Linked DNA regions of Mus musculus: region 1 is linked to region 2. A link is a loop called in an ENCODE intact Hi-C map of the cell type or tissue named here. Cell type or tissue: gastrocnemius. All regions are shown on one strand. Links, peaks and the distances in the headings refer to the core of each region. The heading gives the core; the rest is flanking DNA.

The links. A loop is a pair of places that touch in the nucleus more often than their neighbours do. Peaks named below come from ENCODE experiments on the same cell type or tissue, not always from the same donor. Only the 100,000 strongest peaks of a DNase experiment are listed, where the experiment ranks them.
Region 1: it touches region 2 in a loop (6-fold over the local background); 22 of 42 quality-filtered maps call a loop at or near these places.

What each region holds. Positions count from the first base shown.
Region 1 is chr8:13,460,786-13,463,693 of GRCm38, reverse strand. Tmem255b (transmembrane protein 255B) reads right to left here. Exons shown (of 9, transcript NM_001143671.1): 9 at 2,242-2,489. The coding sequence ends at 2,325. Among named protein-coding and RNA genes, the nearest start is that of Tmem255b, 27 kb to the right of the region's middle. In gastrocnemius, for the core only: a CTCF peak has its summit at 1,633 (motif pointing right); DNase peaks (open chromatin) are centred at 1,086, 1,652 and 2,112; H3K27ac peaks cover 1,650 bases.
Region 2 is chr8:13,410,386-13,413,293 of GRCm38, reverse strand. Grk1 (G protein-coupled receptor kinase 1) reads right to left here. Exons shown (of 7, transcript NM_011881.3): 5 at 121-245. Among named protein-coding and RNA genes, the nearest start is that of Grk1, 6.8 kb to the right of the region's middle. In gastrocnemius, for the core only: a CTCF peak has its summit at 1,474 (motif pointing left); a DNase peak (open chromatin) is centred at 1,461.

The DNA.
Region 1 (2,908 bases), core at 220-2,719, 50 kb before region 2:
AGCAGAGCTATTATGGCGAAGTGACCCAAGAGAAGATAGATGGTCCAAGTGGAACCCCAACTCCAGCTGATCTGGTAAGGTGAAAGAACTCAGCTCAGTGTCTTTCACCAGTGGAGCATGGCCCACCCCATACTTGCCCCCCGCTCTCTCACAAGAGCAATCAGCAGGTGCCATAGCACAGACCCAGAAGCAACCCCATCTTCCATCAAACCAAAAGCAGCAGCAACTGATAGATTTGGTGACAAAATGAGTGGCCATGAGCAAATCTTACCACCCAGAGCAGAAGCCAAGCACAGGGCAGACCCTTGAGCAGTATTCGAAGAGGCAAAGCCATGGAGGGATGAGCCACTGAACATGCAGGCTCCAGCTGGCTTTCCAGCCTCGTCCACACAAAGGCAAGGACACTGTCGGCATATCCGGCCACACTGTAGATTAGTGTGGGTTGGGGAGGGCTGCTCTGGAGACTGGGGTGCAGGGCCTTACATTCTCTGTGGCTGGAATGAGGAAGACAGACATATTTGTGGCAAGGAGCAAGACTGTTAACCTTGGGAGTTCAATGTTTCTTAATAGTTCTTGGCTCCAGTGGGCACGGGCTCTATACCCAGACATGCAGTTTTGTTGGTCTGCAAAGGCCCTAGGGCCAGCCTTATGGCCTTCAGAGGTCGAGTCCCTTGGGCCCAGGGCACAGGACTACTGAATACAAAACTAGGGAGATGGAATCTAAAAAGAGCTAGAGAGAGGGTGTGAGACCCTGCACCAGGGAGGCACCGATGCCTTACAGACCCTCGCTTTCAGCAGCCTCCAGAGCTTGGCTCTTGTCTTTACAATCACTACACAGGTGAGGCAACCTTCGTCCCAGTCCTGGGGGGAGGGGGGGAGGGAAGCAGCCTACTGTGTGTGTCTTCATCAAGGATACCTCTCTGTACCTCTGGCCACCCACATCTTCCTGAACCTCACCCCACAAGGAACAGGAATCTTGCCATTGTCGTGTAGAATGCGTTCGTCCTCAGCCAGCACTGTAGCACGTCCCCTGTGAGAGCTACTTAACTGTACTCCCTCTGGATAGATGCCAAGGCAAGGGACAGAGCCAACTGACCCCTGACCCCGCTGAGGAGCCGTGCCCGAGGCGCCCTCCAAAGTCCAGGGATGGTTTTGGCCTATTGCCCTCAAGTGCAACTCCACGGAAGCTTTCACAACAGCCTCTGAAACTGTGGTCCTGGGAGGTATTAAATATCTTAGTACATACAGTGGTGTAAATATAAGTTGGCAGATTATTATGGATATTTATCCGGGGTCCTAGGGAGGCTGAAGCCAGGCTCCTGGAGGGTGTAGGGAAGCAACTGTGCTGGATCCAAGGTCAGTCATCATCAAACAGAAACCAAGACTCTCTCATCCTCAGGCTCCAAGGCCAAACTCAATAAGAAGGGTCGTGCACAGTTAGCAGTCCTCAGACCAGTGACTGTCTCAGCACTTCTGGGACCAGTGTGCGGCTCTTGGGTTTGCAGCACAGCTTCTGCACAGACAGACTTATCACCTCTCTGCTTGGAAATTGTGTTGTGGGTCTTTTGTAGGAAACTGTTTAGAAAACCTCTTCTAGCCTGCTTTGGTAAGATCTTCTGTTGGACAGCGTGGACTTGGCCAGCAGGGGGCGCTGGAGCAGGTCCTCCACCCCAAACTGCTAGTTCTGTCCAGCCTTAGAGAGGGAAAGGCAGGCTGGTGAGGTAGCCACACAACATCTAATCAATGACTAAATCAGTGGCCACAAAGCAACAGCGCATTACAGGGAGAAGCAAGTGTGAGATCCAGAGTCTACCAAAAGGGAGAGCTTGCACAGAGGCAGAACTCAAAAGCTAGTTTCCTTCTCAGAGACGTGCTCACAGAAGTCTGTCAACCTGTAACACATGTCCTGAGGGAACAACCCTCATTGAAAGAAATGCCTGGCTACCTTCTCTTTGCAGGGTGATAGCCATCACCATGGTAAGGGCAAAACGGAACTCTGAGCGATGGTCCATGCAGAGAAGTCCTTCCAGATGAGGAGGCTGCTGGGGTCTAGTACGGTTTGCTGCTGGTCTTCACGTAGGGAGAGGCAGTGAACAGCAGAGGTGGCATGGGGCCAGTCGGCTAGCTAGCTCTGCTCCTGCCTCTGGCCCTGACCTGTGCTGGAGAGGGTGTGCCCAAGGGAAGGCCAACAGCTTTGCGATCCTTTTGGAATTCTCTATGAGGCTGGCTGCAGAAGCGGGCTTTCTATATGCGGCTTTATTTTGTTGTTATATTTTGGGAAAAACCCAAACCACATTACTTTTTAGTCTACGACCTCCTCTGTGTCAGGGTGCGTAGGGGGGTGGCTTCTCCCCTGGGAGGAAGTAGGCTGGTGTGCAGGGTGAAGGAGCATGGGAACACCCACGGCTGGGCTGGCACTGGGAGGGAGACTCTGTGTCCTCAGGCAGAGAGAGGTCAGCAGAGGCCGAGGCTGGCGGGGCACTGGAGGGCTGCAATTAAACAGAGAGGCGTCCTCGATCAGCAGGTGGGGGGACTCAGCTACGCTGTCCAGCATATACACCAGCACCACCTTGACCCAGCAGCTTACCAGACCAGGAGGCACCGGCTCATCGGGCCTCTCAGAAGGCCTCTCCAGTCTAGAACAGCCAAGAGACGTCAGATGTCAGCCTGGACAGCATCTGATTGACACAGACCTGGCTTCTAAAGCTGTTGGGGACACAGGAAGGTCTCCAAACTCCTGGCTTGGTTGGCCTGCTTAGCCCAGTCAGCTTTCACTAGCACTAACTAGAAGATCCAGGGACAACTACAGCCAGGACTTGACACTCACTAAAGACAGCAAGACCATTAACATTCCCAACACAGCATGGTGATTATTGTGGTAGCAGCCAAATGTGGTCAGCCATAGTCT
Region 2 (2,908 bases), core at 121-2,620:
TATCCTGCAGGACCAGGAACCCAGAGCCTGTGCTCCTTATATAGTCCTTGGCACAACCCAACCCATCCATGTCTGCCCCAGAATGGACCCTTTCAGGGGTTCCTGCCAGACGGCACCTACCTTCTCTCCTCGGGCTCGGAAGGGTCCTCTGGCTGCGATCATCTCGTACAATGTGACCCCCAGGGCAAAGTAGTCCACAGAGAAGTCGTATTCTTCACCTCGCAGGAGCTCAGGGGCCATGAAACCTGCCGCCACGAACATATGTAGGTTCATAGATGCACCTGCTTTCCCACAGCGTGGCTCCTACCCAGTACTCACAGCCCTACTGAGGCTCTAGTGATACCCTACCCCCAGGGGAGTGAGTGGTCTCCCCACCAGTGACTTGGAGGCCAAAAACCTCTTTGTTGTCATTTCAGGACATTGAGCATTACCCTGGCCACTACCCACTGGATGCCCACAGTGCTAACAACCAAAAACGTCTTCCAGCCTAGCCAAAGATTCCTAGGAGCAGAATTGCCGGGGTCAGGAATCTCACTAATGTGGGATATGAAGCCTCCACTCAGATTCAGGACAGTGTGCTTATGCTGTGTGTGACTCCTGGGTTAGACGAACGTGACAGATGCTGCTGGGACCTTCTCACTCTCCTCTTATAAGGATACAGACGTGAGCTCTGTGTCCTGTAATCCAGAGTGAGCCCAGTGACCCAGGCGCTGTGGCCAAAGCCTGAGGAACACGGGTGATGGGGTCACAGTCCTATGCTGTCCTCAGTCACTTTGTTCCTTGAACCTTCTTTTATTACCTACAGTGAAGCTATAGCTGAATGCACTCAAAGAACAGCACCTGATAGCATAGCCACTGTGTGGCCTTCTCCACAAGCGTGGCCTCCCTGGTCCTCCTAGCTGCCTGCTCACAACCAGACCATTTTCATGAAAATCTCAACCCCTTACAACCCACCACACATATTAGTACCCAGCGTCTGCAACCCAGTGTATAGACCATCTCCTCCCGCCCATTCTGTTGGCTTCTCCGCCCCATGTAACAGGCCATGGAATTGCTCCTGCACTCCTAGCCCTTCTGGAAGGTGAATTGTCCAGCATCCCTTTCCGGAGCCACGCGCACCACCTCTCCACTTCAGGATGCCACCAGTGTCCACCCAGTGCCACCCCCGGTAGTGTCAGACTATACTCTGACCATGCCACCCTTTGCCTTCATGTTTTGGGTTTTTACAAAGAATATTGTTGTTCCAGAGCCAGCACCCATGGGTCACTGGATGAGGGAGCAAGTGTGTTTCTTGTCTCATTGTCTCCTGGAATGCAAGCTTCTAGTTTGCACCCTAACTCAGCATTTCCAGAGCCTACACTGCGGTCAGGATTTACACTGTGGTCCCAGGCAAAGGATTTACGAGGTAGGGTTGCCACTGCATCTCAGTAAGCTCAGGAAGGTAAAGATTAGGCAAGCAATGGCGCCCTCTACTGGCCAAGCTGGGCCAGCAGTCCAGAAAGGGACCAGTTCTAGTCTTGAGGTTCTTTAAATCTTGCTCCAGCAAATCCGGGACTTGTAGTGAACTGAGGAGATCCAAGTAAAGTTTGAGCTATCTCATGAAAGAAAGCACAGCCATGTCTTCACGAGGCTGTGCAGTGGCTTCAAGCCAAGCTGTTTCCAGAATCCTTTTCTCAGATCTCCTTCACCCCGTGCCTGCACAGAGCCCTCAGCACCCACCAACCAGCTACCAAGGCTAGACAAGCACCACCGCCCGGGGGTCAGTATGGATTTGTCCTACTCCAAAGTCGAAGGGGAACGTTCTTGTCTCTCTACCCACCATGGCATCAGGGACACTCTCAGATGGTACCTAAGGCACAAAGCAGGATCCTGTCGCCACTCTGTTTACATCCCAGATAGCCCAGGGAAGAAGATACACATCTAAGAAGTCCTGTCAGAACTCAGCCTGAATACAAGACCATCCAGAATATGGAGAAAGGGAGACTCAAGTGCAGATATCTAAAGCATGCAAATGCCGGGTATGCAATGGTCACGTCACAGCCTCATACGCCCATGTGGTAAGTGTTAAAGCCAAAGACTCTGACAGACTAAGGACACCATCTGAGGTCACAGAGCCAGGAAGTATGGGCCTGGACCTCGCACCTGCTCCAGCTGACTCGAGTCTCTGCTTTCCTCTATGCGTGCTGCCTCTCACCCTTCCTCTGAGGGGGACGAAGGCAGAAGAACACACAGGTCTGCATGTGTATGTACACTTAGACACAGATACATCTACAGTCACTCATATGTGTTCAAGAGTGGTGTACACAAAACCTATACACACAGAGACGCATGCCCATGTGTGCACAGATACGTGTACTAAGCATACACACAGAGGTGCCTGTACACATTCACACATAGGTATACACACACACACACACACACATACATACATATATATATATATATATATATGCATGAAATAGCACATATACAGATGTGCTTATAGACATGTACATACACAAAGACACATTTGTGAAGATGCACACACGTATTTGCATGTGTGCACACAGAGACTGTCATGGGTGCATGCATACTGAGAGGTACCTTCATACACATACATGCATGCTTCACACAGAGGGAGCTGTGTGCCTACATACATGTACAGATACGTGCAGATGCACATATGTGCACAGGTGCACATGCACATACAGGCTCGTGCATATCCACGCATGGGCTTACACATAAAGACCCCCCCCCGTGTGCATACTCAGTCACACCTACAAGACATACAACTGTGCACACCACATGAGAGCAAGCACACATGTAGGAATGTGTGCACACGGGTATGCATGCCCACAGAAAGATAACACATGCGCATAGCCTGCCTGTGAGTGGCTACCTACCAGAGTTGTGCTAAAGCCTAGCAAGA